2 separate regions of the Mus musculus genome follow, and region 2 is linked to region 1. The links are chromatin loops, found by intact Hi-C in ENCODE. Cell type or tissue: left cerebral cortex. All regions are shown on one strand. Links, peaks and the distances in the headings refer to the core of each region. The heading gives the core; the rest is flanking DNA.

Region 1 (16,314 bases), core at 5,073-13,072:
AAGGAAGGAGAGCACAAAGCCATGGAGGCCCAGCCTCTGTTTCCACACAGGCAGCACAGCAGATACACATGCACACACAGCCTCTGTTTCCACACAGGCAGCACAGCAGATACACGTGCACACACACACACACACACACACACACACACACACACACCACGAAGTAAAAAATAAAGGTTAAAAAAAAAAAACACCTAAATAAATAAAATAGAGTGCTGGTATGTAACTTAATGACAACCTAGCACAGGTTAGGTGTGATTCCAAGTTTTTAAAAAAGGGAGTGATCGAATCAGGTGGGATTTCGGTGATATTGAGGGCAGCCAGTTCCACAGCCAGGGCTACACAGAGAAACCCTGTCTCAGAAAAGAAAAGAAAAGAAAAGAAAAGAAAAGAAAAGGAAAGGAAAGGAAAGGAAAGGAAAGGAAAGGAAAGGAAAGGAAAGGAAAGAAAAGAAAAGAAAAGAAAAGAAAAGAAAAGAAAAGAAAAGAAAAGAAAAGAAGAAAAGAAAAAATGGCTCAGTGGTTAAGAGCACCGACTGCTCTTCCGAAGATTCTGAGTTCAAATTCCGGCAACCACATGGTGGCTCACAACCATCTGTAGTGGGATCTGATGCCCTTTTCTGGTGCGTCTGAAGACAGCTACAGTGTATTTAGATATAATAATAAATAAATCTATAAAAAAAAAAAAGAAAAGAGAAGAGAAGAGAAAAGAAGAGAGAAGAAAAGGGGGACAGTGGTGGCGCAGGCCTTTAATCCCAGCACTTGGAAGGCAGAGGCAGGTGGATTTCTGAGTTCAAAGCCAGCCTGGTCTACAGAGTGAGTTCCAGGACAGCCAGGGCTACACAGAGAAATCCTGTCTCAAAACAAAACAAAACACCTCAAAACAAAACAAAAAAAAAAAACCCCAACCCATAAAACGAGAAAGGGAGAGCTGGCTGGCTCAGCGGTCACGGGGACACTGACTGTTCTTCCAGAGGATCTGGGTTCAGTTTCCAGCCTCCACATGGCGACTTACAATCGTCTGTTACTTCAGTTCTGGGAGATCCCATACCTTCTCTGACTTCTCAGACATCAGGCACCCTTACAGTCATAACATGTATCCACATATAGTAAATACATCTTTTAAAAGTTAGGAAGGGAAGACATTTCTAAATATGTAAGCTGAAGTTCAGATGAAAAAAAAGGGACGTTTTTCCCCCCTAGATTTCACTGGAAGCAGCAACAGGAACAAAGGAGAAACTCAGAGCTCTCTGCGAGGGGAAGGCTGGGTGTGAACCTAAGCAGTGGTTCCCATGCAGGTTTGGGGAACATAGGAAACCTGTTCTATGGCTCAGGGTTTTAGGGAATGCTGCAGTCACTGCTTAAGGAGTTGCCACTGGTATTAAAGGTCCTGGGACTTCCTCCAGCAACACACTCATTTAACATTTTTTGTTTGTTTGTTTTATGGTTTTTCGAGACAGTGTTTCTCTGTCTAGCCCTGGCTGTCCTGAACTCTGTAGACCAGGCTGGCCTCTAACTCAGAAATCTGCCTGCCTCTGCCTACCGAGTGCTGGGATTAAAGGCGTGCGCCACCACGCCCGGCTCGTGCCGTACCGACACTCTTGAAGAGGAAGAGGACAATCACTCAGTCTGTTCACAAACTGACACTGAACGTGTATGTTGACTGGACCTCCTGTATGGCACAGCTCACTCAAGAGAAAAGGGCAGTTCACATCTTTCCTCACCTCTATCAACACAAAGGCCGAGAAGCCTTGTCAGGGAAGCTCGGGGATACCCAAGTTTTCCATGGTCTGGAGGCCCCTTCCCCTTCCCCTGGACTCCCTTAACGTTAGAACAAATCCTCCACAGTGTCAAACTCTAAGTCCAGCTGCTCTCAGGAAGGTGGCCCAGCCTGCCTGGTCCCTGATTCTCTCTCCTGGAATCCTTCCCTCCCCCACCACCTTAGTCTCCAAAGTCTTACTTGCACCTCATGACTAAAGGCCTGCTGTCAGCCAGGAACTGAATGAATGAGGGCAGTGGGCTGGAGAAACATCAGAAAGCAAGACCAAAGGGTCACTACTGTGAGCTACACCCATCGATCCATATTTAAATTAAAAAACAAACAAACAAACAAACAAAACCCTGGGTTGGCAAAAGTCTCAGCAGGTTAAAGATGCTTGCTGAAGAGCCTCACGACTTGACTTTGATCCCCAGGATCCACACGATGGAAGAACATCCTGCAGGCTGCCTTCTGATCTTCCACACATACAGTGTGGTGCACATGGCAACACACACACACACACACACACACACACACACACACACACACACACACACACACACACACACACGAGAATAATAGAATTCATTTTTTTTTAGATTTATTTATTATTATATCTAAGTACACTGTAGTTGTCTTTAGACACACCAGAAAAGGGCATCAGATCTCATTACCGATGGTTGTGAGCCACCATGTGGTTGCTGGGATTTGAACTCAGGACCTTCAGAAGAGCAGTCAGTGCTCTTAACTGCTGAGCCGTCTCTCCAGCCCTCATTTTCTTTTTCAAGATTGACTCTTTCTTTCTTTCTTTCTTTCTTTCTTTCTTTCTTTCTTTCTTTCTTTCTTTCTTTCTTTCTTTCTTTCTTTTTCTTTCTTTCTTTCTTTCTTTCTTTCTTTCTTTTTTCCTTTCTTTCTTTCTTTCTTCCTTCCTTTCTTTCTTTCTTTTTTTTTTTTTTTGAGACAGGGTTTCTCTATATAGAAACTGAGTTCTTGCTGTCCTGGAACTCACTTTGAAGACCAGGCTGGCCTTGAACTCAGAAATCCACCTGTCTCTGCCTCCCAAGTGCTGGGATTACAGGCGTGCGCCACCACTGCCCGGCTCTATCCATTGTTTTCTAAGTTTTGTTTTTATTTCATTCGTTCTTTAGTGCGTGCGTGTGCATGTGTGTGTGTGTGTGTGTGTGTGTGTGTGTGTGTGTGTGTGTGTGTGTGTGTGTAGATGAACATGTCGTGGTGCACTGGTGTGGAGGGCCGGGAACTACTTTTATGGAGTCTGTTCTTTCCTTCTACCATGTAGGATCTGGGAATGGAACTCAGATGGGCAAGCTTGGTGACAAGCTTCTTCACCCACCCCCCAGCCCATTCCACCTGCCCTGCCCTGTCCTCATTATTGTTATGCAAATGAAGCCCCCCCCCTTTTCTGTGTAGCCCAGGCTGCCCTGGAACTCACTCTGTAGACCAGGCTGGTCTTCCTAATTCAAGAGATTCACCTCTGCCTCCTGAGTGCTGGGATTCATGCCATGTGCCACCACTCGCCTGGTGTGGTGATTCTTCCTTCTGAGGCTGGATCATTGTAGGTCGTGTCCCACACATTTCGCTCATGCTCTCACCTGTTGATGGTTGCCGAGGCTGATCTAAATCTTGGCTACTATAAACAGTGTTGTAACGCACAAAGGATATACATTCATCCCTTCTGTCTATGGACATATTTCCTGATACGTTCCCATAATAATAGTTCCATTTTATGTTTTTGCAGGAACCACCAACTGACAGTTACAATAGTTTATACTCCTGTGGCAGTATATAACAGGTCTTTCCCCCCCACATTCTTGCCAACATATATTCTCTCTCTCCCTCCCTTCGTTTTTTTTTTTTTGTTTGTTTGTTTAATGAGAGCCTTTCTATTTAGCTTATGTATATGAGTACACCATTGCTCTCTAAGTCAGGTATGATGGACTCTCTTTGTCCTATTTTTTTTTGCTTCTCCTTGTTGGTTCCAGAGTGGTTTGCTGTTGCTGGAGGGTAGAGGGAGGGTCGAGGAAGACAACAGGATAGGAAAGCAAGGACCAGACTGTGCTGAGAAGAGCAGTAAGCTTCTGAGCAGAGGTGGGACCTGTCAAAGCCCATCAGAGCAGCCCGAGGCTATGTGGTGAACCTCACACAGTAGGTTGGCCAGTCGGAGTCCCACCAGGAGGTAAGCATGGGCTGCCAATGTAGCAATGTAGCTTACTTGGCAGCGTACTCATCTTGCTTGTAAGAAGCTCAGAGTTCAGTCTGTGAACTGAACCGCGCAGAGTCACTGTATGATATGTGGTCTGACTATGGCGCTGTCTCACTATAATCCTGGTCCTCAATGGGTAGAAGGGGGGAGAGAAATTCAAGGTCACTTTTCAGCTTTGTTGTGAGTTCGAGGCCAGCATGAGATACATGAGACCTGTCCTGAGGTCACTGTGGAAGGCAGGATGGAAAAGAGTTTGCTTAAGTAGAATTGATGGGGTGAAGGGAGGCTGGTGCTAGGTGCAGAATCAGGGGCAAGTCTGTTAGCCCTTCTCGACGGCAAACCATCTCATCCTAACTCTAGGCCTCTTTCATGTGTAACTGGGGTGCATCATCATCCTACTTGATAGAAAATGGTTGCCCCAGGGTTAGGTGTGATGACAACAGTGTCTTCCCCCACCTCCCTTCACATGACAGGTCGCAGAGGCGATCTCAGCTGAGCCTCTCTTCCCAGAAGCTAAAGTCATTGCACAGCATGTGCCAGAGAGCCTGTGAGTCTTTGGGGCTGGAAAATGCTCCCCAGCTGGCCTTGTTTGTTCTGGCCAAGGTCTCTCCCCGTCTTACCCTGCCCCCCATGTTGGCATAGGCAGGACTGTACCCAAGAGCTACCAGAGGAAGTGAATGGCCCCGCACAATTTCTTCCAGGAACCCAAGGTCCTTTGGAAAATTAAACTCTCAGTGGGATAAAACCGTGTGTTCAAGGCCAGGTGTGGAAGTGCTACATGCCTGTAATCCTAGGACGTGGGAGACAGAGGCAGGAGGATTATAAATTTATGGTTGGGGTTGAAGAGATGGGTCAGCACTTGCAGCTCTTTCAGAGGACGTAGGTTCAGTTCCTGGCATGTATACATACAGTGGTTCAGGGTCATTTGTAACTCTAACTCCAGGGGATCTGACATACTCTTCTGGTCCCCATGGGTACTAGAATGTACACAGCACACACATACACATAGGAAAGACAACTACATACATCAGCCATCTTAAAAAAAAATCTATCAAATAGCACACACCTTTAATCCCAGTACTTGGGAGGCAGAAGCCCATGGATTTCTGAGTTTGAGGTCAACCTGGTCTACAGAGTGAGTTTCAGGACAGCCAGAGCTACACAGAGAAACCCAGTCTCAAAAACAAAAAATAAAAACAAAATAAATAAATAAATACAAGCAATGCTCTCACAGGAGCAAGAGTGCTGTGAGCTAAGGCATGGTAGCTCTTCCTGCTCTCATACCTAGGCCTAAAATAAGATAGAGTAATGATCCTGGGCTAAGGGGCTGCCTAAAGGCTTCCACCGTTCTAGAGTAGGAGCTTGGGTTATCAGACAGTCTCCTAGTTCCCTAGTCTTCATTCTCAACTCTGTGTCAGTGCAGGAAGTTCTCAGCACCAGGAGTGAAGATACATATTTAACTACAGAAGGTACAGTGTGTACACCCACTGGGTGCTTTTACCTTTTTTTTTTTTTTTCTTCTTCTTGTTTTTTTTTTTTTTTTTTTTTTAGGTTTTTCGAGTTTTTTTCTTCTTCTTGTCATGGGCAATCTAGATTATGGATAGAAATATGTAGACAAGGTTTACCTTGAATTTCTGATCTCCCTGGCTTCACAACCTGAATGCTAAAGCTATTGGCGAGTACTAACATGCCTGGCTCTAGGAAAAAAAAAAAAAACAAACATATTAATTTTTGATCCTGTCTAGTATTTAGAAAAAAAAAATGCCTGTGTTCAGAATGTTGTAGTATGTCAGAAAGCAGAAGTCTGGGCTGGGGATATGGGCTCAGTAGTCAAGCACTGAGCCTGGAAAGTGCAAGGCCTTGAGTTTGATCCTTAACACTGCAAATAAAATAAATATCACTGGAACCATTAGCCTGAATTACTCACTGGTATCCTGGTACAGAAGGTGCTTAGCATGCAAGAAGAGACCTACATTCAGTCTTTGGCACTGGGGGAGGGGAGGTCTGAATTAAGATTCCAGCTCCAGCTCCTGTCTTACAACCCAGCTCCTTTCCCCAGCCTTCCTTGTTGGGAGTGCTACAGAGGAAGCCTGGTTACAGTACTAGCCTTCTGTATTCTAATTTTTATTCTGAGACAATGTCTTGCTATTTAGTTCCAGCTGACCTGGTACTTACTCTGTAGCCCAGGCTAGCCTCAGAGTCTCTCCAATTCTCCTGCCTCAGCATTACAGGCATGTGCTACCACACCTGTCTTGCCCTTCGTCATTTTTTTTTTTTTTTTTTTCGAGACAGGGTTTCTCTGTGTAGCCCTGGCTTTCCTGGAACTCACTTTGTAGACCAGGCTGCTGGCCTCGAACTCAGAAATCCGCCTGCCTCTGCCTCCCGAGTGCTGGGATTAAAGGCGTGCGCCACCACACCCGGCTTCGTTATCATTTTTAAAAAAGATTTATATATATATATATATATATATATATATATACACAGCATTCTGCCTGCATGTATACCTGCATGCCAAAGAGAGCACCAGGTCTCATTACAGATCGTTTTGAGCCACTATGTGGTTGCTGGGAATTGAACTCAGGACCTCTGAAAGAACAGACAGTACTCTGAACCTCTGAGCCATCTCTCCAGCCCTGTTATCATTTTTTTTTAAGGTTCTATTTTATTTTGTGTCTGAGTACTTTGCCTTCTAGTATGGTTGTGCACCATATGTGTGCCTGGTGCCCAAGGAGGATGCCAGATTCATTGGGACTGTGGTTATAGAAGGTTGTGAGCCATCTTGTGGGTGCTGGGAACCAAACTTAGGTCCTTTGAAAGAGCAGCCAGCGGTCTTAACCAGTGAACCCTCTCTCTAGCCCGATGATAATGATGAAGATTATAATGATGATGATGATGCTTATTTCAAGACAGGGTTTCTCCTTGTAGCCCTGACTGTCCTGGAACTCGCTCTATAGATCAGGTTGGCCTGATCTTAGAGAGTCCCTTGTCTCTGCCTCCAGAATGCTGGGATGAAGGGTGGCCACCACCACCGGCTTTCCAGACCTCCATTATTTGAATCTAGGAAAAGCTATTGGATTTGGTTCTGCCATGGATTGGCTTTGTGACCTTGGATGAGGAACTTTTATTTCTCTGAACTTCAGTGTCCTCATCTTCAAAAGAAGGAGATGAAATCATTATTCAGTTTACCTTCCCAGGGTTGAGTATTTCTAGTTGAGGACAGTCCTAAAAGGTTCTAAGTTCTGAGTTCCCCCTCCTGATATCCAATGCCTCTCTCTGGCCCCGGGACAGGACTCAGAGTAGCCATCTCTGAGCCCCAGTTCCCACACAGCAGGGCCTGACCACTTTTGTTGGCACCGGCACTGTGAGCTGGGTAGATGAGCCAGCTAGTTCGACATTACACAAAGCCCTGCTATGCCCGAAAGTTGTGTGAGGGTATATCTCCTCTCTATATCCAATTAGTAAGTGGCACATGACTTTAATCCCAGTACTTGGGAGGCAGAGGCAGTCGGATCTCTGTGAGTCTGAGTCTACAGAGTGAGTTCTAGAACAGGCAAGGCTACACAAAGAAACCCTGTCTCAAGGAAAGAGAGAGAGAGAGATATAAAAGAAAAAAACAAAGTATTTACCAATAACTAAAAGTGAACCCTGGTGGCAACGTGCATTGCTGTGCTCTTTGATTAAAGGGTAGACATGCCACAGTTTTAAGCTGGGGGAGGGGATCTGCCTTTAACCCCAGCACTCTTGAGGCAGAAGCAGGCAGATCTCTGTGAGTTCCAGGCCAGAGTGAGGAGTTTCAGGACAGCAAAGGCTCCCCAGAGAAACCCTGTTTCAGAAAACAACAACAATAACAAAAATACTGCTTAAATTCTCTATCTCCTTCAAACCGTATATTCCTCCGTGCTTCTCCGAGCAAGCGCTGGCTTTAGTGTGTTGTGCCTTATAATGGGGGCACTTTGGCTCTCATTGACTACTTAGGCATTAATTTTCCTCTAAGAGAGGGGCTATCAGGGAAGGCTAGAGAGCTGTCCCAGGCTTGCAGGCAAAGACTGGAGATGGAATTGAACACCAGATTGCTATGAACACTTTCCCCAGTATTCCCGGTGTCCACAATACCAGTGTCTGGTCTCTAAGAGTCTTTTCAGGAAGCCATGCCCCCCACCCAGGAGACCACCTGTTTTCTAATCCTTCTTTTGGAGAGTTCGCCAACCTTCCAGGCTGTTCGGTTCTCAGATTTCTAGATCCAGTCAGTTCCTGACACGTCTCTTATTTCCAGTATTTTGGGATCTGAGTTCAAGGAAACCTTCTCTCAGCAATTAAAGAAGCCAATCTCAGTTAAATTCATGATGTTGTAACCCTCTAATCCCAGCACTAGGGAGGCAGAGACAGGTGGGTCTCTGTGTGTCCGAAGTAAGCCTGGTTGCCTGGTCTACAGAAAGAGAGAGTTCTAGGATAATCAGAGCCCAGAACTAGACAGAAACCAAACCAAACCAAACCAACCAACCAACCAACCAATCAACCAACCAACCAACCAAAAACTCTGCTTGAAAAACAAAAAAATACCCAAACAAACCAAACGGAAAAAACAACCCAAAACAAACAAAAAGCCAATCTTGTCTACTTCATTACAGCACAGTGACTACTGCGCTGTAATGAAGTATTTGTTTCTCCTGTTTACTGTGCCTTCCCCCACCTTACAGTGTAAATTCCGGGAGGACAGGTGCTTGTTAGCCTGGTTTATTGGCAGACCTTTCTAAGAACTTTGCAGGCCCCCAGAGCATAAAGTCAGTAAACATTTATTGAACCAAATGACAGAGAAATTTGAAACCACCTGGCATAAATGGTTCCTTCATTTTACAATAGAGAAATCGAGACCCAGGAAGTGGACCTGACTACTGCTGATAACCCCTAACTAACTGCAATGGGGTCAGGGTTAAGATACAAATCTCAGAGCTTTCTGAGTCCCTCAATTAAGTGTCAGTTCAACTCTACCCTAAACAATTCTATAGAAAAAACACAAGCGACTTGAAAGAAAAGCCATTTCCTGCCTATAAAACACTGGGTTTCGAGGGCCTGCATAGCGTGGGTACTACTGGGAATTCTGTTCTCTTTCCGAGGCGCTCGCTGCCCCTGTGGGGAAAGAACTCCCTTGGACCCATTACCAGTGCTCTGGCCAGGCTGCAGCTGGGCCAAGGTCATCGGAGTGGGGCCAGAAGCCACGCACAGGGGGCGGCCAAAGAACCCCTCTGCATCACTAGCCAAGTCTGGGCTGACATAGTAAAAGACCCCAACGCGGAGCCCCGAGAAACACTTGTCACCAGCGTTAGCAGGCCGGGCCGGCCGCGTGGCCAGGTCCCATGTGCTCCACCTGCGACCGTTCTGGGGCGCTGGCCCTTTAAGGCTCCTCCCCCACCCCCGCCCTCCGAAGTTGCATCAGGCACGTGCTCGCCCCCGTCCACTTGCCGCGCCACAGGAATGGTCTCCAGGGGGCGGGGCCGGGGCGGGACCTTCCGCCCTGCGCGCGCGCGCCCGTCGCCGCGCCGTCCCCGCCCCTCGCGCGCCGCGTCGCGAGGCGCGCGCCCGCCCGCCGCCCGCCGCGGATCGCGTGGTCTGGCTCGGCTCTCCGCGCCGCTCCCCCCCTGGCCGTCCGCACCACTGCAGCCCCCCGAGCCGCCCCGGGCCGGGGGCGGGGGGACGCAGGCGGCGGACCGAGGTCCGCCAGGCCGGCTAGGCGCGCCGGAGCCTTCTGCCCGGCGCGCCACTCAGCGTCAGCCCGTCCGCGCCGCTCCGCGTCCGCGCGGCCCGGGCTCCGGCGCCCCGCCAGCGGCCTCGAGCGGGGCCCGCGGCGCGCCCGGCCCCTCCGCGCAGATGGCCACTCAAGTGGAGCCGCTGCTGCCGGCGGGCGCCCCGCTGCTGCAGGCCGAGGAGCACGGCCTGGCGAGGAAGAAGCCGGCGCCCGACGCCCAGGCCGAGTCGGGCCCGGGTGACGGCGGCGGAGAGCCCGACGGCGGCGTCCGCAGGCCGCGGCCCGCCTGCGCCAGGCCTGGCCGCGACGGCGCGGAGCGCGAGAGCCCGCGGCCACCCGCAGCTGCGGAAGCCCCAGCGGGGAGCGACGGCGAGGACGGCGGCCGGCGTGACTTCGTGGAGGCACCGCCGCCCAAGGTGAACCCGTGGACGAAGCACGCGCCGCCGCCGGCCGCGGTGAACGGACAGCCGCCTCCAGGTGGGTCTGCGCGGCGCGGCACTGGCCCGCGCAGTGACGCGGGCGTTTCCCTCGGAGCGGGGCTACCGGGGCCGCAGCGGTTGGTGGCAACGGCATGCCTCGGGCCTAGCTTGGCGGACTGGGCCGGGCGGGGCCGCTCGTGTGCCCTGTGCTCCCTATGCGTCTCGGCGCCTCGAGAGTGCGTGTTCAGAGAACATGTGTCATGGCTCCGAGCTGGGCCTGGCTTTGAACTTTGCAACTTTGCGCTTCGGGGAGCCGGGTGAAGCGTGGGGAGCGCGGGCCCCTGCGTGCCCGGGAGCCGGTTGCGGCCCGCGGCGACGCGAGGGGCGTGTGTGGCGGCGAGGGAGTGGCCGCGCCGGTGCGGGGCGGGCGGGTGACAGTTGGGCGCCATGCGCCGTGCCAGGACTGTTCGCAGCGCTCGCCGGCCGGAGCTGCGCGCGGGGCTCCCCTCCCCCGCTGAGTCCGGGTGGGAGGTGGCTCGGGAATCCTAGCCGGGCGCGATCGGCGTGGGCATCTAGTGGCGCACCACTCGGGCACAGCCTCCGCTTGGGTACTCCTGGGTGTTTGATAGTGAGCATGGCCCTTGAGTTTGATCGTCGGAGTCCTGGTACTTTTAACTTTAAAAAATGAAAAAAAAAAAAAAAACCAAAACCAAAAACTTGCTATGGAGCTTAGGTGTGGTTGCCTAACCTAAGCTGGGCACCGAGGAAGTCGGAGCTAGCCGCTTTCAGGTTCCAGAGTGCTGGAAAGTGTAGGCCTAGCCCTGGGGGAAACCAGCACGTTGGTTGCCCTTTCGATTTCTCTTAGGGTTGCTTCATAAGGAAGAGGGCACATGGGGTTGGGGGTGTTGTAGTACCAGAGTTTCCCTCTTCTTCTCCTTCCCTTCCCGAATCCTCTTATGCAAGGGGCAGTACTGAAACCTCCATTTTCTTTCATATCCTCGTTTTCCACCCACAGAGTGGAGGAATCAACTTTAAGACGCTCTTTGGTCCTGCCCCTCTTTAAATTCAGAGGTATAATCATCCTCTCGAGCCGCGCTCCTCAGAAGTTTAAATGAGGCTGTTCGCTCAGTTCGCCGCACTTAGCTACTGGTGAACCTGCCTTGTGGGTTTTAAATCAGCTGTGACAATCAGGCAGGATTGGGTGCCTGAGCTGGCATTTTGTGTAAAGCCATGGGCCCTTGATAGCTTGCGTCATTGGAGCTATTGATCGTGGGAAGAAGACAGTTTGGCTGGCATCTCAACTTTTCCTCAGGATAAAGCCAAACTCAATTTAAGTGACCAAAGCACACATTTTAGGTATACTATATCTGTTCTGTTCCAGTGGGGTTTTTTGGTTGTTTTTTGTTTTGGTTTGTTTGTTTTGTTTCTTTTGTAATCTTACCAGTTGGTTTTGATAGAATCTTTGGAGTAGTTTTTTGACAGACTTACCAGAACTAATCCAATAGCTTCTGAATTTAAGCTTGTTAAGACCTTGGTGCTTTTTAAAGTGAATTCTGTGATTGGGTTGTCTGTCTGGCAAGGCTAGGTGGTGGTGGCCTTATTGCCTCAGCCAAAGGGATCGGTAGGTCCCTTTTCAGCTCTGATTTTATCTTCAGCCAGGACATCTTTAAATGAATGTGCCACCAGTGGAGTGGTTGTGTGGTCTTGGGATTTTTATGTTCTGTGATGCATGTGTTTTTGGGAGTGTACAGAAATGAGTGTCTCATAAGCAAGCTAAGCTTTCCAAAGCTTGCTGCAAATGCCTATTTTTAGCCTTCTTTTGGCTCAGATGCTGGTGTTTAAGTATTTGAGGGACACTAGCAGTAACTAGTAATAAAGTATGTTTTACCCTCTCTTCCTTCCATGTGGCATTTCCTATCTTGTTTAACCTCTAAGTCCTAGGTTTGTATTGGGGAGAGGGGAAAGTGAGGGCATAGTCTTAGTGTAGCCTGGAACTTAGCTTGGAACGGAATCAAGGCTGGTCCTAAACTCCTGATTCTCCTACCTCTGCCTTCCCTATACCTGGTTTTAACCCCTCCCCACCTCCACCTCTGTGTGTTTGTTGTTCCTTAGTTCCAGTTTCATTCTTTCTTTTCTTTATACATACATTATGTACCTACTGCAGTTTCCCCTTCATTTTCCCCCCAACTCCAACCCACCCCCGTTTTAGATTTATGGGTTTTTTTGTTTTTGTTTTTTTCTGTTTTTTTGAGACAGGGTTTCTCTGTAACCCTGGCTGTCCTGTAGACCACGCTGGCTTCGAACTCAGAAGTCCGCCTGCCTCTGCCTCCCAAGTACGGGGATTAAAGGCGTGCACCACCACTGCCCTGCTAGGTTTATGGTTTTAAGTTTTGGGATTTGTCCTTTTGGACACCCTCCTGAACAGTATTTTTTCCATTCTTTCCCCTTATTCCAGCCACACCCCCTCTCAATCTTGAGTGCCCAAGTGGGAAGAGATGCATAGATTTTTGGGGTCAGTCTGCACGTGCTGTATCGCTGTCTCTTGTTAGCTGAGTCCCACCCTCCTCATTTGAACAACAGGGAATAGTTTATGATGTGCATGCCTCTCAGGATAGTGGTGACCCTTCACTGTGATAACAACATTTCTCAGCCTTCCTAATGCAGTGACCCTTTAAATATAATTCCTCAGTCCTGGTGACCCACCCCCCAGCCATAAAATTATTTTTGGTTTTTTGAGACAGGGTTTCTCTGTATAGCCCCGGCTGTCCTGGAACTAACTCTGTAGACCATGCTGGCCTTGAAATCCACCTGCCTCTGCCTCCCAAGTGCTGGGATTAAAGGCATGTGCCACCACTACCCGGCACAAAATTATTTTTGTTGCTACTTCATAACTAGCTTTGCTACTGCTGTGAATCATGATGTAAATATGTTTTCTGGTGGTCTCTGGTGAATCCTGTGAAAGAGCTTAAGAACTGTTGGTTCAGTGCCTAAGAGATTATGGGACCTTCAGAAACTTTTATGTGGGTCTTTTTTTTTTTTTTTTAACTTGTAAAAGAAGGCAGAGAATGAACATCTTTTATTTTTTGTGTTCAGTTTAGCACCCCACAAGAAATAGTTTGCTTTAAAGTTGACCTTTGAACTGGGTATGGTGGTTCACACCTATGAATCCTGCAGAAGAGTGGTCATGGCAGAAGGATGACTGAGAAATCAGGGCTTGGAGATACTTCTTTAAAAAACCAAACAACTAAGCAAACAAAACCCCCCACCCTTTTATGCACCCTTACAATAAAAATTCACATAAAACAATTACTTTTGGGAGTGGAGAGAGGGTTCAGTGGTTAAGAGCATCGATTGCTCTTCCAGTGGTCCCAGCAACCACATGGTGGCTCACAACCATCTGTAATGGGATCTGATGCCCTCTTCTGGTGTGTGTGAAGAGAGCTACAGTGCACTCACATACATTAAATAAATAAATCTTTTTTAAAAAGTTACTTTTGATTGGCCATGGATGGAAAGCATATTCATGGTGCATGGACAGATGGACAGTTGCCATCATCTTGTATCTATTTTTATGTGTGGCATGTGGAAGTGAGAGGACAGTCATTCATTCATTCATTCATTCATTCATTCAATTTTTTTGTGGTAGAGTTTCTCTGGGTAGCAGCTCTGCCTGTCTTAGAACTCTATAGACCACAGGCCTTGAATTCATAGATCCACCTGTCTCTGCCTCCCCAGTGCTGGGATCAAAGGTGTGTGCTACCACTGCCCAGCTCTGCCAGGACATTTTACAAGCATCTGTTCTCTCCTTCCATCATACATGGGCCCTGTGAACTGAATTCAGGTTGTCAGGGTAGGTGGCAAGTGCTTTACAAAACAAAAACAAAAACAAAAAACAAAACAAAAACAAAAAAACCCTGCTGAGCCATTTTACCAAACCTTGGTATCAACACATCTCTCCCCCTACTCTCTGAGTAACTGCCCTGGAACTCAGTTTGTAGACCAGGTTGGCCTCAAACTCAGAGATCTGCCTACCTCTGCCTCCCAGAGTGCTGGGATTAAAGGTGTGCTCCACTACACCTGGCTGTAACTAACAGCTTTAACTGTAGGTCAGTCACTCAAAGAAATAACTGTGTTTTTTTTCGTTTGTTTTTGTTTTTTCTTTCTTTTTTTGTTTTTTGTTTTTGTTTTTGTTTTGTTTTTTTCGAGACAGGGTTTCTCTTTATAGCCTCAGCTGTCCTGGAACTCACTTTGTAGACCAGGCTGGCCTCCAACTCAGAAATCCGCCTGCCTCTGCCTCCCACGGTTTTTGTTTTTTCAAGTTAGGGACGGGTTCACTGTGTAGCTCAGACTCTTGGAACTCACTTTGTAGATTAGGCTGGCCTTGAACTAAGAGACTCACCCCACCTTCCTGAGTGCTGGGAAAACAGGGTACACCACCATTGCCTAGATGAAATGACTACTTTTGCTTTGTTTGGAATGTGGTATAATGATGGTGAGACCTTCATGCTTTTGCTGTCTGAAGCTGAGAATAGAGGCATGCCCGCCATCCACTTCTAGCAATGATGATTTTTTTAAAGCAATTGAAAAATAATTTAATATCTTTATGTACATTGGTGCTTTGTATATATATGTACGTCTGTGTAAAGGAGTTGGACTCTCTGGAACCGGAGTTAGAGGCAGTTGTAAGCTGTTGTGTGGGTACTGGGAATTTCATGAACCTGGGTTCTCTGGAAGAGCACTCAGTGCTCTTAACCACAGAGCCATCAGTATCTGCCTCTCACTGGGTATATTGAGGAAGCTTGTGCCTCAGTTGGGATAGAATCTTTGAGAGTGCTTCATTTCTGTTTGTGTGAGTTTCTTTGAAACAGCTGATAATTGTAGCCCGGGTTACAAAGCCAGCTAACTGATGGTGTCCTGGGACCCTGTTCTGGTCTGCCCCTGCTGCTATGGTAATTGGTCATCACTAGGGCCTCTCAATGCCATTAGGTCTTCAAACTTCTGGGTCTGGAAACTGGGTTTACACTTTTGTCCCTAGCTAAGTTTCTGAGTTGCTGGGTAATCTTGGAACTGTGTACCTCTCTGAGCTACTACTAATTTACTCCTTGAAAGACAAATAAATAATGGCAGTGGGTTTGGAGTGTTGTGAGAATTGAAGGTGGTAAATGTTTACAAAGCTCTTAGTACATGTGTCAGACACAGTGGGAGCCCTTAAATATTGCCTGTAGTAAACATTTTAAAATTATTTTTGTGGGGCCAGTGAAATGGCTCAGAAGATGAAGGCACCTGGTACTTTCTAACCCTGAAGATCTGAGTTAGATCTTCAGGACCCACGTGGTTGATAACTTCAAGTTGTACTTTGACCATACACACAGAAATAAAAAGTAGTATTACTTATGTAATAAATAATTCTTGTGTCTAAACCCCACTCAATCCCACTGACAGGCATGGGTCTATCTGACTTATTTTTTCATTTGCAGGGAATTAGATTAGATCTAAATGTCTTTTAGGTTCCAGTGTTAAAACTGTTCTCCCTGTTAGAACCTCAAGCCCTCTTCACTCATCAAAGCAAAATTAAAGTGGAGGTTTAAATTGAGTTGCATGTGTTTTCAAATCTACCAATGTGATTGGGAGCTCCTGTCTTGACTCTAAGCCTCAATAAAGGCTGGAGACTCTTGGTTTCATTAACTGAGGGTGGTAGCTTAGGAGGACATGTGGTGGAGTGATTGACCTTATTGTATGGTCATAGAAAGCTTATAACAGCACTTGTGAAATACTCCCCACCCACAAAGCCTTGAGAAAATAGGATGACCTTGAGGTCCCCATCCTAAGTACTGGAATTAAAAGTTTGTGTGGCTAAAAACGAGGTTATCCAGTGTTTAACTAGAAATTCTGTACAACAATTTTTTTTTATCAGTAAATAAGCAGACTTTTAGAAGGTTCGTGTTAAAGATGAAAAGGTTGAAGTCCAGTCATGCATGGTAATGAGTCTTGTCTGGATCTTCATTTGAACAAGCTGGACCATGAGATGTTTTGAAGCAGGGTGTGGTAGTAGCTCATGTCTGTGCTCCCATTAGGGAGATACTGAGGCAGAAAGAGTTTTAGGTCAGATTGGGCTAGAGTGAGATTAGCCCCAAGCAAACAGACTCCCAAATAAGTCCTTTTGACTTGAGGAA
Region 2 (16,314 bases), core at 5,092-13,091, 290 kb after region 1:
GTTGGAGGCTTTGACCAACTCCCCCAGGCTCTGCACAATTCTCTCCTCCCAGGGACTGTTTGGTTCTACTCACCAGCAGAGGAAGTGGAAATGTCTGGAGACTGTGTTCACGTCACCTACAGGACACCTGACCCTCTGCTGCCCAGGGCGCGGCTGACTGCGGATTTTGTGGTGGTGGCTACCACTGCTAAAGCTGCCCGCCTCCTTCGATTCCAGCCACCGCTCTCTCTCAACAAACAGGATGCTCTGCGCTCCGTCCACTACAATAGTGCCACCAAAGTGATCCTGGCCTGCACACAGCGTTTCTGGGAACGAGACGGCATTTTCAGCGGCAAATCTAGCACCGACCGGCCTTCCCGTTTCATCTACTATCCCAACCACATCTTCCCCAATGGTGCAGGGGTCATCCTGGCATCTTACACCCTGGATGATGACTCTGTGTTCTTCACAGCCCTGGACCACACTCAGGTGGTGGATATTGTTCTGGATGACCTAGCTGCTCTTCACAGCCGCGCTAAAGAAGAGCTCCGTGCTCTCTGTCCTTACTCTGCAATCAAGAACTGGAGTCAAGACCCTTATTCCATGGGTGGCTTTGCCTTCTTCACCCCCTACCAGTATGTGGACTATGCCCAGGAACTCAGTCAGCCAGAAGGGCTGGTCTTCTTCGCAGGGGAGCACACAGATCTGCCTCATGGCTGGATCGACACTGCTATCAAGTCAGGACTCAGGGTGGCAAAGAACATTCAGGAATCTGTGGACTTGGCTTTGACAAGGAACCCCAGAAATACAAAAGAATACTTCTCCAAAAGTGAGCTATAAACAACTATACGGGCCCCAGGAACTAGGAGGTTTCTAAACAAGTTTGTCCATCAGGAGACAATGCAAAACCCACTCTCACTCATCTTTGCCTTCGCTCTGAGACTTGACCTGAGGCCCACGACTGGAGACCTAAGGTGACTGCCTGTGACCTTGGATTTATGACAGGAGCTCAGCAAGAACTTGTGGCATAGAGATTATAAACAATAAAGTTGAATTCAACTATTACTGTTTCATTTTTATTTACAATGTTTTAATTTTTTTTTTTTTTTTTTTTGGTTTTGGTTTTTGGAGACAGGGTTTCTCTGTGTAGTCCTGGCTGTCCTGAGACTCACTCTGTAGACCAGGGTGGCCTCGAACTCAGAAATCCGCCTGCCTTTGCCTCCCAAGTGCTGGGATTAAAAGCATGCGCCACCATGCCCAGCCTTAAATTAAGTTTTATTTATTCAGTGTGTGTGTGTGTGTGTGTGTGTGTGTGTGTGTGTGTGTGTGTGTGTGTACATACATACAAACACCATGGTTTGAGGCATGGATGTCAGAGCAAAACATTGGAAAGTTGTTTCTCTTCATCCACCATGTTCATCCCAGAGACTGAGACCAGTCCACTGGCTCGGCCACAAGGATCTTTATCCTCTGTGCCAGATGACCAGCCCAAGTGTTTCATGACAGTCTAGTGTCATCTAAATAATTTTAGAGTAGAGCCCTGAGGGCAGGTGAGACCCTTGCCTTTCTTAGGCCTCTTCTTTTGTTCCTTTATCTGAGTCTGGTCTTAGTTCTCTGTCTTACATTTGCATTGCTATGAAGATACCATGGCCAAGGCAGCTTACTGAAAAAAAGACTTTATTGGTGGCTTACAGTTTCAGAGGGTGGTCATTGCAGTGGGGAGCACAGCAGCAGGCATATAGCGGTCTTTGCTACTTTGTGGGTTCTTCTTTTTCCTACCCTTTATCCCTCTTTCACCTCCTATTGCTAGATAGAAGAGGAGAGAGCAAGATCCTTGAATATAATTTATTTCCTTTTGTTTCTTCTTTGAGCACAACTAATCTACTACAAACAACTGCCCTGAGTAACCACCAACCACCACCAACCCCATTTCTCAGGGACCTAGCATTTATATAACCTCTGAAAAGTTCCCCAAACTCTAAATATCACACAATTGCAGAATCTATCTGCAGTTGGCAAAAACACACCTCTGCTAGAGCCCGAGGCAAATCATAGTCTGTTGCTGTGGACAGTCCAAAGCAGCCCCATAACCCCATGCCTGGTATTAAAATGAAAACATATTCTTATAAAATTTCTGTTGTTTTAAAGAAAGCAAAATTCCAGAATTCTCATTACACCAGCAGGCATGGCACTGGAGACAAAGCTCAGAGCTTATATCTTTATCCGAAAGTAGGAGAGAGAGGGAAATGGCATGTGCTTTTGAAACCTCAGAGCCCACCCCAGTGACATGCCTCCTCCAACAATGCCACACCTCCTAGTCCTTCCCAAACAGTTCCATCAAGCAGCCATCAAGACTTCAAACATGCGAGCCTATGGGCATTGTTCTCATTCAAACCCCCACCCTCCCCGCCTCTTCTCCAGTTCTCCGCCTTCCATGACTGAATTTTAAGAGGAGTTGAGATGCAGGTTACTTGAGGCTAACAACTTACTCCATGCTTTTCTGTGCTGCTCCAACAGTCTCAGTGGACAAATTCTAATAGTACTATTTCTGGGATTTTCAGGGTCAAATCTTGGGTCCTGGAAGCCCCAGTAAGTTAGGCTTGTCCACCATCCTTAACATACCAATTAAGGAGACAAATAATATGGTCAGCAAGATGCTTCAAGGGGTAAAGGCGCTCACCACAAAGCATGATGACTTGAGTTCAATTACCAGGTCCCAAGTGGTTGGGGAAAACTGACTCACAAGTTGTCCTCTGACCTCTGCACGTGACCCTGGAACATGCATCACACACACACACACACACACACACACACACACACACACACACACACACACACACACACACACACACACACACCACATGGGACACACACACACATCCTCCAGGTTCAGAGGATCCAATCCACTCTTTTGACTTCCATAGGCACTTCATGCATATATTGCTTATACATACATACATGCAGGGATATATTCAAATACATTAATAATATCTTTAAAAAGAGAGTAAGCCAGGTGTGGTAGTGCATGCCTTTAACTCAGGCTCAGGCAGCAGAGACAGAGGACTCGGTGAGTTTGGAGGCAGCCTGGTCTACACAGAGAGTTCCAGGCCTGTCAAGGCTACGTAGTGGGGTCTTGTCTGGGGAGTGCATAATAATAGTTTAAAGTAGAGAGAAGAGACTTATTCAGTGTGTTCACACTTTGGAGAACAGTCATCTCCAGGATTCTGACATAAGCTTAAATAGAAAGCACCAGGTTTTGATAGCTAAAGAATCTTGGTCACCGTGTGGTCTTGCCCACATTGATCCATCCATGTCTCCATTCCAGTCTCTTTTATAAGGTGGCCTGAGAATTGAGGGAACCAAGCGAATTCCCTTCTTGGGAGACAAGCTCCCTCTCTGCCTGGCATCAGGCTTTAGCTTTCCCTTCTCCCAGTAGGAGACTTGTGGAGGAATACCAATTCCCTGGGCCCATTGTCTCAATTATCTAATGTCCAAAGGGAGGACCCAAGGGTCTCTCTTCAGAATACTTTCTTTTTTGCCAGGATCGTGTAGCTGTCACCCCAGATCCTTCCTTGTGCTCATACAATATCCAGTGATTCACGTTGGAGACCTGTCACGGTAGGTGGGTTCTGTGTTTGATGAAGACAATGTCTCAGACATGGGGTTGTATTCTGACTTCTGTGCCTTAATCCTTCCCTGTCCCCAGACCTAAGTGTCCTGGCAGACCCAAGAGGAGGAGCGTAGAGATGGCAGAGTTGATGCTGATGAAGTCTTTTAATTAGAGAGATAGGAAGATGAGGGCACAGAGATGGATGGGCCCCAGGGAAGCCCATCATTTGGCAGTGACTTGGCCTGAATTTTGTCCTGAAGGAAACTCTCAAGGTTGTGAGTCATCCTGAGGGTCACAGCAAGAGACTAGGTGGCTACACCATAGCTCAAAACCATAGGCAGCTAGGCACTGTCAAGAATCAGCTGAGATAAGGCTGGGTGTTGGTGGCCTATGTCTTTATTCCCAGCACTCAGGAAGCAGAAGCAGGTAGAACTCTTGAGTTTGAGGCCAGGAGAGTGAATGAGTGAATTCCACAGTATAGTTTTCTTCAGAGATTAAGGCAGAGACAGAGAGAGAGAGAGAGAGAGAGAGAGAGAGAGAGAGAGAGAGGCAGAGACAGGCAGAGAATCATAAACAAGCATGTTAGCTGTTCATGTAGGCAGGGTAGGCATTATTTTATCCCCTAGGGCTGTTCACCAAAGCACAACCCTGAGAAGCAGCCCCAGACAAAACAGTCAAGACCTCACCCCCGCAGCATTCACCCGGAGGCCTTTGTGCAGATACTTGGGCCACAGATTGTTTCTCGCATGGCCGATTTATCCATCCACTTACTCTCTCTCCCCGCAGAGAGCAGCGAGCTGTGTCCTCCCACCTCAGAAGTTAGGTTGAAAGCAGCTTAGGAAAGAAAGAGTGTAGAAGCCCAAGTTACAGTCCATCTCAGCAGGGGAGTCTAGGCAGGAACTTCAGGAGCTAGTCAGTCAAAAACAGAGACATGACCAAGAGAGATGGCTCAGTGGTTAAGAACACTTACCACTTAGTCATGAGAACCAGAGTTTGCTTGTCAGGAACCACAAACAGCTGTAACTCCAGCTCCAAGTGCTAGCACTCTTCTAGCTTCTTTGTGTACTTGCACACACACACACACACACACACACACACACACACACACACACACACACACACACTCTGACTCTTACAAAGGAACCATGTTCTGTTCTCAGCACCTACTTGGTGGCTCCTAACCCTCTGCAATTTCAGCTCCAGGGCATCCAATGCCTTCTTCTGACCTCTGAGGGCACAAGGCATGCACAGGGTGGAAATACCTACCTACCTACCTACCTACCTACATACCTACCTACATACATACCTACCTACATACATACCTACCTACATACATACATGCAAGCCAAATACTCCAACAAATAAAATAAATAAATCTAAAAATTTAAAACTAACTAAATAAAATAAATAAAATCTTGAAACAAAAAGGAGCAAAGCATGGATAAATGAATACATGCTTTGAGCTTAGCGGCTTTTTCAATTCTTACACTATTAGGAGTGGTGTTACTCTTTTCAGGCTGGGTCTTCCCACATTAATTAAGTTGCTCAAGATAATCTCCATTAGACATACCCACATGAGTTGTTGTTCAGGGAGGTCTCAGAGCCTCCTACAGTACAGCCTCTTGCTATTCCTCTTTGGTGTCCGCCAGAGCTGGTTGATAAGACCCTGAAGATATCACATGTCCTGAAGTCAAGTGACAGAGAAATCACATCTGCTGGTCAGTTTTCATAAGGCAAGAAGCTGTCATGCAGGCTGCCAGAAGAGAAAAATCACCAATGGTGGTACCCAGCTGGGAACCCTACCAACTAAACTGCCAACCTTCCAGGTAAGATGTGCCTACGACTATCACGGGGAAAACAAACATTCTTGATTGGTTTTAAGCCTGCTCCACCAGGCAGAGTAAACTCTGTTAAAAATCCATGGCCAAGGAGGTATTCTGTCTTGGGTAAGGGGAACTTACTACTACAGTTTAACTAAATCAGTGCAATGCCAAGGTGCCTTACAGTCACATTCACAGACGAATGCTATTCTAAGTTGTAGAGAATGTTTGCAGGGAATGGCGGGGAGGGCAGAGACACAGGCGACCTCTGAGTGGTGCTTTCCTTTCTGTCTTGTGCAGGAGCTTCTTTGAAGAACTAATGACGTGCGGAAATGAAAGAACTAGGAGCTGGCTTTTATCTTGTTAGGGAATTATTTTATTTTATTGTCTTGCTATGTAGCCTTGGATGGCCCAAAACTCACTGTGTAGACCAGGCCGACCTCGAACAGAGATGCAGTCCTGAGCTCAGGGATCAAAGGCATGAGCCATTTTTTTTTTTCGAGGCAGGGTTTCTCTGTATAGCCTTGGCTGTCCTGGAACTCACTTTGTAGACCAGGCTGGCTTCGAACTCAGAAATCCGCCTGCCTCTGCCTCCTGAGTGCTGGGATGCATGAGCCATCTTACTCAGCATATTTTTATTTTCAGTCTTGCTCTTTTCTAGGCTAGGCAGGTTGATCCCCAAAAGGGCTCTTGTATCTGAATTGCCACACTCCCTAATTTGGGAAAATTTCCACTATGATTTTTATTAAAATGTTTTTGACAATGCCTTTAGTATGAAGTTCTGCTCCTTCTCTGGCCCTGACTCTTGGATTGGTCTTTTGTGTCCATCCATCTAGCGAGCCTTGCTTATACGTCCCCGTTCTTCGACCTCACCTTCCATATGTCTGGCCTATCAGTCTTTCTATCAGTGAGGCTTCCTCACAGCACCTTATTTGATTGCATGTGTTCTTCATACCCAGTATTTCAGTTTGTTTTTTCCTAAGCATCTCCATCTCTCTGCTGAGTTCCTCTTTTATATATTGTATTGATTCGATCTGTTTTTCACTTAGCTGGTTGTGCTCTCTTGGAATTCACCCAGGTGCTTATTTACGACTTCTTTCATTTCTTTAAACATACCTATAATCTTTCTTTTTTCCTTCTCTTTCTGGGATCTCATCTATTTTGCTCTACCTAGAGATCAAAACATAGCTGCCCTGTGCTGTGTGTCACACCAGGCAGGGCTGCACTGCAGGCCCAGGGCACAAGATAAGAATAGGCAAGGTCTAGCTTAGTGGGCTATGTGGCTCTGACTGGCCTGGGACTCAAGAGGGTAGACCAGGCTGACCTCAGACTCACAGAGATCTGTCTGCTTCTGCCTTCCAAATGCTGGGACGCAGAGGCAGACGAATTTCTGAGTTCCAAACTCGGGAGGCAGAGGCAGACAAATTTCTGAGTTCGAGGCCAGCCTGGTCTACAAAGTGAGCTCCAAGACAGCCAGGGCTATACAGAGAAACCCTGTCTCAAAAAACAAAAAAAAACAAACAAACAAAAAACAAAACAAAACAAAAAAAAAGAGTACTGACTGCTCTTCCAGAAGTCCTGAGTTCAAATCCCAGCAACCACATGGCTCATAACCACCCGTAATCAGATCTGAAGACAGCTACAGTGTACTTACATATAAGAAATAGGTTTGGAGCTGGGCGTGGTGGTGCACGCCTTTAATCCCAGCACTCGGGAGGCAAAGGCAGGCGGATTTCTGAATTCGAGGCCAGCCTGGTCTACAAAGTGAGTTCCAGGACAGCCAGGGCTACACAGGGTGTCTCGAACGCCCCCACCCCCAAATTAAAAAAACAAACAAAAAATAGGTTTGGAGGTCTCAAGAAAGTGATCACATAACCCCAGGGCAAAAGTTTTACTGTTGCAAAAGGGTGCACAGCTATGTCAAAGTGAATGAGCAGGCACTCAGGGGTCTCCGCTGGCATTTTGCTGCTAACACCCAGGGGGCAGAGCTCAGCCTTGCAAGCTCACACAACTGGATAATTTAAAGCAGTGCTGCTAGTGAGCAGTCTGCCACCGTGAGCACAGAACGCTGTTCATTTCAGGACAAATCGGGAGATTTTTGGGCAAATGATATTTTTTCCGTTTTTTTTTTTTTTTAAAATGATGTTTTGGGGGCTGGAAAGATGGCTGAGAGGTTGCAGCTCTGTTTGCTAGCACAGTACCCGTGTCAGGCGGCTCACAATTACTCCAGGGGCTCATGTACTCACACCTACATACCTACACATGCGCCTGCATATACACATAATTAAAATTTATTTTAAAAAATCTAATGTATTTCCCTTGTCTTATTTAACCCTGGTAGAAAAGACATACTTCTTTCTTGGTTCATACAGTCTGGGGCACACAGAGTAGACACCACACAGACCCAGAAAGCTAGAAAAGGTGCCTAGTGAGAAATGAATGCTTCCGCTGAAAGCGTCAGAAATGACTCATACAGACTCAATCCTGTGAAGATGTCAGAGATGTTAAGGACGTAACATAGGAGGCCTGCAGACATAGCAGCTCGCTGAGAAGCGCATGCCTTCTACGCAAGAGGCTTTTGGATTTGCGCTCCAGCACCGAGGAGAGAAAAGGGGCCTGTAATTTAGAGCATATATCCCGTCTAAGTACTTCCATTTGTTCTCCATTATTTTCCACAGGCGCTGGAAATTCCTAGAATGAACAGCAGGAGCCGCTGTGGAGGGAGGGCACGGTAGGCACAGCCAGGAGGAGGTTTGATTGAAGTTTTGCACTAAAATGGCAAACGTAGGAGGAGATGCTGGTGTCCGTGTCCTTGGGTGTCTGTGTGAAGTAACAGCAGGCAACTTTCAAATGGTAGGGCAGGGAGGTGGACACCTGTGAATATCCATCTATCATCTATCTATCCATCTATCATCTACCTATTATTTGGCTTCTAATCTCCTGTTTATCAGTTAGTAACCATCTATCAATCTGTTTGTTATCTGTCAATCACCTGTTATTTATCATTTGTTAATGTTTGTCTATCAATAATCTTTCATCTGCCTACCTATTATTTATTTGTCTTTCATCTGTTTGTCTACCTGTCATCAATAAACTATTTTCTGAAAGGCAAAGAATGTGACAAAATATTGACCAGGATTGACTCTAGGTAAAGGGCACATCAGTGTTCACAGCGCGGTTTGAATTATTTCTGTTTTCTAATTAGAAAGGCAAGTGCCAGCAGAGGGAGCAAGGCCCTTCCTCAGGAGCTACTGTGAGCCCCACCCGTGGGTAGCTTTGGGAGCCGCTGGTTCTGAAGGGGCGCCAGGGGGCAGTGAGTGCTGCTTTGTGTGCTTCGGATAACACAGTATTTCAGCGTCAAAGCCTGCCTGCTGGTGTTCATAAGTGCAGTACGGTTCTCTGTTAAAACAGAGAGTTACCGAATTCGATCTCAGCTGTATTTCTTAAAGATTTAATCCGATCTTTCATAAATAATGAAACTTGGAAAGTCGGGAAACAATACAAAGCAAAACAAGTACTTCCCTGACCGGGAATCGAACCCGGGCCGCGGCGGTGAGAGCGCCGAATCCTAACCACTAGACCACCAGGGAAGAGATAGTAACAGCCCTCTGGAGGCACTAGACTAGGTGACGACAATGGTGACGAACAACTGCAGTTCCGTTTGTGAACCAGAGACTAGGCAACCAGACAACCAGGCAGCCAGATGCTGGGGACGTAACAATGCCCGAAGCTGTGAGGAATCTTGTAGGAGAAAGGTGAGTTCCTGAACGGAGGAAAATAAAAGACACTCTTAAAGAGAGGAAAAAAAGGAGTTGTGTCAGAAGTGGGATTCGAACCCACGCCTCCATTCGGAGACCAGAACACCCGTAGGTAAGGCTTGTCACCTTGAGTCTGGCGCCTTAGACCACTCGGCCATCCTGACACTTGCTGAAACTGCTCAGCTCTACTTGTCCTGGATCCTGTGATGCAGCTGGCACTGTCCCTGGTCTCGAGCGTAGGAATTGCTGGCTTCTTGCTTCGCTTGGAGAAGATCCTAGGCCAGCACCGGACAGTGAGCTCTGTGCAGTCGCTGTCTGTGAACCCCAAAACGCACTTCTGGGTGAGACGATTGCAGCACTGAGCCTATGGAGTTGCAGCCGAGTACGCACCGTAACTCTTGCTCCCATGCAAACGCACCCAGCATTCGGAGGCCAGGCTAGGGGCTCTGCGTTTACCGCTCCGAGAGACCTGAGTTCGGTGAGTATCGCTCCAGCAGCGGCTGTACGACCCTGAGTGCTTTAGCTCCCAACGGAAGGCCACGCACCGCCCTGCAGAACAGTCATGGACCCGCTTGCGGATGGCCTTCCTCTGAGATCACCCGTCCTTCCCGTTTTTTTCTCTCCCCCGCAACTTTTTTCTTCATCCTTGCCTCCCTTCTTCCTCCACTTAACTTCAACCTTCCCTTTGCCTTGGTGAACTGATGAAGGAGATAATAAATACAGATGTGCAACTGGCGAAGAAAAAAAAACCCACCAAACAAACAAAAAACCGAACAAAACAAAACAAAGCACAAAGTTATGAAAGGTAGAGGAGTCAGAGTTGCTGATGTATACAGGCACGAGGTGCAGGCGCTGGGATTGGATCAATGTTATCCTTAGCTGTACAGTGAGTTCTGGAAACACGAGAACTCGTCTCAAAAACAAAATAAAAAAGCAAAACAATAACACATGACCCATCCAATCATGATATATATCATGGGCCTATCTCTGGATATATACATATACATATAAATATATAATTTCAAATAAATGAATGAATCTAAGGAAAATATCCTGCCCTTGTTCAAATGGTGAGGAAAGCTATTCTATTTAGACTATTTATTATTTATTATATATTATTTATTTATTATATATTATTATTTATTATTTATTCTATTTAGACTATTGCGGAAGCAGAGAAATACAGATTGTTTAGATCTAGCAAAGACAGAAAAACAGCTGGGGGTTGTAACCAAGGAAACGGTGGCCAGGGTGGGTGGAAAGTTCTTAAGAGCCGATGTCAAGGGCATTAAACATCCCACAGAATTCTTCAAAAACCAAATCAAAGACTTAGACCTCCAAGGCGAGGGATGATGAACTTGTTATTCGACAAAAGCCCATCTCTCAGTGCGGGGGTTAACTGATGGAGTTCTCCACGGACTAATCCAGGGGGGATGGCTAAGCCGAGACAGGTGGGGGCCAAGGTTCAGGCCTAGTCAAAGGGTCCAGAGGAGGTTAACTAAGAGTTGGTTAATGATGGATTTGTAGGATGTTAAAACCACTCAGAGGAGAGTTTGAAGAGATTTTTAAAAGTAGCCCATGTAGCCAAAATGAATGAATGAATGAATGAACAAACGAACGAATGAATAAATACATGGTGTAAAGAGATTGCTTATCAATGCGGGTGTGTTCAGGTCCCCAGTGTAATAAACTGTGATGCTTGACATATGGCTTCTTATTTGAAGTTTTTTTTTTCCCCTGACAGAGAATAAATTATTTTTTATTTTTCTTTTCATTTCTTCCCTTTTCTTGTCTGTCTGTCTGTCGTTTCTTTTCTTTCTTTCTTTCTTTTTCCTTTTCTTTTTTTTTTTTTTTGGAGACAGATTTCTTTACATAGCCCTGGATGTTCTGGAATTCACTTTGTAGATGAGGCTGGCCTTGAACTCACAGAGATCTTCCTGCTTCTACCTGAGTGCTGGGATTAAAGGTGTGTACCACTGTATCTGGTGAACATGCCTGGGTGCAGTGAACAAAATTCTTAATTAAAAAAATATTTTTATATATTTTATATAATATATATGCATTTATATATTTTATATATTAAATATATTATATATATTTTATATAAAAATATATTTTTATACATTATATTATATATATATATATATATATATGGTGTGTCTGTGTGGGAGTTTGTGGGTACAAGTGCAGTAGTGCAGTACAGAGTCCAGAAAAAGGTGTTGGATCCCCTAGAGCTGGAGTTAAAGGTGGCTGTGATCTGTCTGGTATGAGGTCTGGCAACCAACTCTGGTTGTCCACAAGAGCAGTAAGCACTCTGTACTGGCTAGTTTTGTGTCAACTTGACACACCTGGAGTTATCACAGTAAAAGGAGCTTCAGTTGAGGAAATGCCTCCATGAGATCCAACTGTAAGGCATTTTCTCAATTAGTGATCAAAGGGGAAAGGCCTCTTGTGGGTGGGACCATCTCTGGGCTGGTAGTCTTGGGTTCTACAAGAAAGCAAGCTGAGCAAGCCAGGGGAAGCAAACCAGTAAAGAACATCCCTCCATGGTTCTGCATCAGCTCCTGCTTTCTGACCTGCTTGAGTTCCAGTCCTGACGAACTTGATGATGAACAGTAATGTGGAAGTGTAAGCTGAATAAACCCTTTCCTCCCCAACTGCTTCTTGGTCATGTTTGTGCAGGAATAGAAACCCTGACTAAGACACACTCTTAACTGTAAACCCATTTTTTTTTCATGAAGATAAGTTTTTTTAAAGTTTAATTTTACTTTAATTCTCATTTCTCTCTTTCTCGTAGCCCTGGCAAACTTGATATGCAGATCAGGCTGGCGTGGAGCTCATAGAGATAGACCCATTTACCTTTGCTGCTGCTGCTTTTTTTTTTTTTTTTTTTTGGTTTTTGGTTTTTTTGAGACAGGGTTTCTCTGTGTAGCCCTGGCTGTCCTGGAACTCACTCTGTAGACCAGGCTGGCCTCGAACTAGGAGATCCACCTGCCTCTGCCTCCCGAGTGCTGGGATTAAAGGCGTGCGCCACCATTGCCCGGCTCTACCTTTGCTTCTTAGGTGCTGGGATTAAAGTGTGTGCCACCACATGTGGTGATCATCTTTAAAAATAAAAATTATTTTGTGCGTACATATCGTGTGTGAGCATCAGTGCCATGCCTCGTGTCTGTGGAGACCAGAGGACAACTTTAGAGGCCATTCTCCCCCTTCCACCCTAATGCTGGGTTCTAGGGATTAAACTGAGGCCCCAGACTTGCTCAGCAAGCATCTTTCTCTGATGAGATGCCTCAACAGTCTATGATGATCATACTGCATGCTGAAACATAGTTTCACCAAACATCCGTGTTCTAACTACTAGAATATGTGAAAGTTGCTTTTTTTTTGTAGCCAACACTTTGCAGTTATAACTGTTTGAGGTGTTGAAATGGGAGGTCCTCTGGATTACCCAAGTGGACTGTGTTTGAAAGAAGAGGAAGGGTTGCACTAGAGCAAGGCTGTGTGGAGTCAGAAGCTTATGTGATATGGCCAGAAGTCCCAGAACGCTGGTCACCACTGGAAGATAAAAAAGGCAAGGAGAAAACTCTCTTAGAGCTCTTGCTTGACCTGTAGCCCTGTTCAGCACTTTGGTGCAGACCTCCAAAACTGTAAGCGAGTAAATTTCTGCTGTTTTGAGTTGTCAAGTTTGTAGTGATTTGCTACAGAAAACAGTCAGTAGTGCAAGTGACTTGGAGTGAGGTTTGAGCCCTAAGGCTGTTCATTGTGGACTCCCTTGTGCCAGGCACTTGTAAATTCTTTATAAACATGAAGTATATTAAGCCATTTAACCATGGAGAGTCAACTGGGCAGTCAAAGGAGTCTGGAATCCCAAAAGGGTAGCCAGAAACATCAATCAATGGGTGATCTAATTACATCACCCCCCCCCCCCCAAGAGCATACCTAAAAGAGAGGCTTGCCAGGGACCTGAGCCTAGTCCATTCCATCTTTTGGTAACAGAAGGATCTAAGAGAGAAGAGGATCCAGCCAAGCGGGAGAAAACCAGGAGCAGACAAAGTCTAGTCTGACAGTGAAGTTGAGAAGAAAGTGAGATGAATGTGTGGCAAGAGGAGAGAGCTAAACTCTTCTCCATTCTGGGGCAGAGAGGCAACAGAATTGGTCACTTCATTTAGCAACATAGAGAGGTGCAGGCCTTTAATCTCAGTACTTCAAAAGTGGAGGCAGGAGTCAAGGCTATCTTGGCTACATGGTGAGTTTGGACACCAGCCTGAATTACATGAGACCTTGTTTCAAGCAAAACAGAAAATAAAAAACTTGTGCCGTTGACAAGTGCCGTTGCAGTCTCTTGATAGAAATAACTCCATCAGAGCCATTTGTAGACGATGTGAAATCAGAGTCTGTACAAAGTGTAGGCAACTTCTCGTGTGGATGGTGGCAGGTTATAGGTTGCAGCTGGAGGGTGGTCTCGCGGTTCAGAAAGGACTCTAGTTGGCTTCAGCTGGCGGATGCTGCAGCTCGCGTTTGCTTGGTGGCAACTGATAGGCAGAGATGCTAATAGAAGGAGCAATGACGACAGAATCCCAGACAGTCGTTCAGGACTAAGGCTAACTACAATTCCCGGCAGGCTTTGCACGGGGCTCCCGGGGCGCAGGCGCAGACAGCTGTCTTCCCGCTGCAAGTCCAGGCCGTAGCCTCCTGACGCCGAGGGGGGACGGTTTCTTCTTAAAAGAGAAACAGCGGCGGCGCGCGCGGTGGGCCCCGGTCCTTCTGTGGCTTTCGGAGTGAGCACGCGGGTCCGGGGAGCGCAGGCGCAGTTTGGGCAAAGGCGGGTTGGGGCGTGCAGGTAAGACCCCACGAGGGTTGGCCCGGTGTCCTAGCATTGCTGGGTGGGCTTCCCCTGCATGGGAGGCAGGGAGAAGGCCAAGGCGCGGCTGCACGCAGACCTGGCCGCCTCCAGACAAGGAGAGCAAGTTTCCAGTCTTTTCCCCCTGCCTGCGACCCCCGTGTTCCAAGTGTCCTCCCTGGCTCTAAGAAGGGGTGGCTGGATCCGAGAGGCGCGAGCGCTGCGGAGGCACTATGGTCTCCCCATTCATTGCAGACGGAGCGAGGGGCTGTGTCTGTCCCGAAAGCCCCGACGACGACAGCACGTTCCTCCCGTAGGCCCGCACGTCTATGGCCTCTCCGGTGGCAGACGCATCCCGCCGCCGGCGGGAGAAGCGCAGGCAGCTGGACGCGCGCCGCAGCAAGTGCCGCATCCGCCTGGGCGGCCACATGGAACAGTGGTGCCTCCTCAAGGAGCGGCTGGGCTTCTCCCTGCACTCGCAGCTCGCCAAGTTCCTGTTGGACCGGTTAGGGGCCGGGAGGGACCAAGGAGGGCACCGAGACACAGCCCCAAGCCGGTTCCTACAGCCTTGGGTTTCTCGTTTGGGCAGGGTGGGCCTGCTCCTCCCCTCCTAGCCCCAGCGAATGGGAGGTCTGTAGGGTTGGCCCTGTAAGTGTGTGAGTGCGGAGACTTGAGGGTGGTTGGCTCTGAGCTGACACCAAGCTCCTCTCTGGCAGGTACACTTCTTCAGGCTGTGTCCTCTGTGCAGGTAGGTAAAAGACGTTAACAGGTAGTGGCGCCTCCTAGAGACTGAATGTCTCAAGAGAAATGGATCAGAAGCTCCTACTGGGTTCGGGAAGAGGACAAGCCCAAAATAAGCCTGCTGCCATGCCTGTGGGAAAGGAGCTTTGCCTTGGGACCTTTGGGTGTGTTTGTCCCGGCTCTAAACCAAACCAAAACAACAAACAACTGTGCATCTAGGTTGAAAACAAAAACAAGATCCCTTCAAACTCTTCAGGGGCTGAAGCAATGGCTGGGTGGTGTGCTGCTCTTGCAGAGGAACCCAAATTCCTTTCCTTCCTAGTGCTCATGGCAGGAGGCTCACTGTGTGGAACTCTAGCTGCAGGGAGATCCAACATCCCTGGCCTCCAGGAGCACCTGCACTCATGTGCACACACCCACAGATATACAAAGCTAATGACAAATAAAATATTTTTAAAAGAATGCTTAAAAAAAGAAAAAACCCAATGTCTGGGCATGGAGAGATGGCTCAGCAGTTAAGAACGTTGACTGTTCTTCCAGAGGTCCTGAGTTCAGTTTCCAGCAACCACATGGTGGCTCACAACCATCTGTAATGGGATCTGATGCTCTCTTCTGGTGTGTCTGAAGATAGCTACAGTGTACTTACATACATAAAATAAATAAATCTTTAAAAAAGATTAGAAAAAAACAAATAAACCGATGTCGTATATGTCCTGAGGTTGCCAGTGGGTTTAGAGGGTTAGGATGGCCTGAGTGGTTTTCTTGGTCCTTGCATGACTGCTTCATCTTACCTCCAGCTCCAGAGCCTGGGCCTCGGAAGGGTCTGCAGTACCTGGTGCTCCTGTCTCACACACACAGCCGGGAATGCGGCCTAGTGCCCGGGCTCCGGGGGCCTGGAGGTGGTGAAGGAGAGCTTGTATGGGAGTGCTCTGCGGGCCACACGTTCTCCTGGGAACCCTCTTTGATTCCTGCACCTTCAGATGTACCTAAGCAGGCCCCTCTCACACACACCACAGAGAGAGCCTGGTGTTCAGAGGCCAGGAGGAAGCAGGAAGCCCAAGGTGAGTGAGGAAGGAAAACACTTTTCAGTCTTCTCTGAATGTGTTAACTATCATTAGGGTCTCGTGTAGCCACGTAGCCTGGCTCTCCCTCCACCTTCCAAGAGCTGGAGTAATGATCTCTTTATGATAGCAAGGAAATATATCCTCACATGCATTGCTAGGTATGGGAAGCAAAAGTGTGGAGTGATGGATGGACAGAAACTGGAGATAAGGTTTGAAAGAGAATTCATTTGTAAAAAGCACTACCAAGCAAACCAGGATGCCTTTGGGAAGAAACTGTCCTCAGTCTTTGAGTCTAGGCCTCCTTCTCTTATGACCTGCTTGTGCCAACAGGTTTGGAATGTGAGCAGCGAGAAAGGACTCAAGAAACCAGGCTGTCCAGGTGAGGGAAGCGAGGGGCAGGACAGACCTGCATAGGGAGTGGGGATGAGGTGGCAGTTTCTCAGGCTTGTCTTTCTTGAGCTTGCAGGAGAGTAGATTCTCCATTGGAGATCGACCCACCTCT

What was found. Hi-C counts contacts between places; a loop is a spot of excess contacts. Peaks named below come from ENCODE experiments on the same cell type or tissue, not always from the same donor. Only the 100,000 strongest peaks of a DNase experiment are listed, where the experiment ranks them.
Region 2: a loop joins it to region 1, with 7 times the contacts of the local background. A loop is called at or near these places in 4 of 42 quality-filtered maps.

What each region holds. Positions count from the first base shown.
Region 1 is chr11:57,999,349-58,015,662 of GRCm38, forward strand. It overlaps Larp1 (La ribonucleoprotein domain family, member 1), which reads left to right and starts at 9,716. Exons shown (of 19, transcript NM_028451.1): 1 at 9,716-10,199. The coding sequence starts at 9,845. In left cerebral cortex, for the core only: no CTCF peak of the experiment used is centred there; DNase peaks (open chromatin) are centred at 5,981, 9,418, 10,622, 11,101 and 2 more places; H3K4me3 peaks cover 2,894 bases; H3K27ac peaks cover 1,945 bases.
Region 2 is chr11:58,293,250-58,309,563 of GRCm38, forward strand. It overlaps Gm39827 (a long non-coding RNA gene), which reads right to left and starts at 9,364. Exons shown (of 4, transcript XR_001780091.2): 1 at 9,294-9,364; 2 at 8,928-9,172. It overlaps n-TEctc10 (a tRNA gene), which reads right to left and starts at 8,999; the gene lies at 8,928-8,999. n-TLcaa3 (a tRNA gene) reads right to left here and starts at 9,331; the gene lies at 9,225-9,331. It overlaps 4930438A08Rik (RIKEN cDNA 4930438A08 gene), which reads left to right. Exons shown (of 7, transcript NM_001374705.1): 7 at 1-1,041. The coding sequence ends at 819. It also overlaps Zfp692. In left cerebral cortex, for the core only: CTCF peaks have their summits at 8,103 and 8,707 (motif pointing right); DNase peaks (open chromatin) are centred at 8,038, 8,722, 9,011 and 9,347; H3K4me3 peaks cover 2,770 bases; H3K27ac peaks cover 1,739 bases.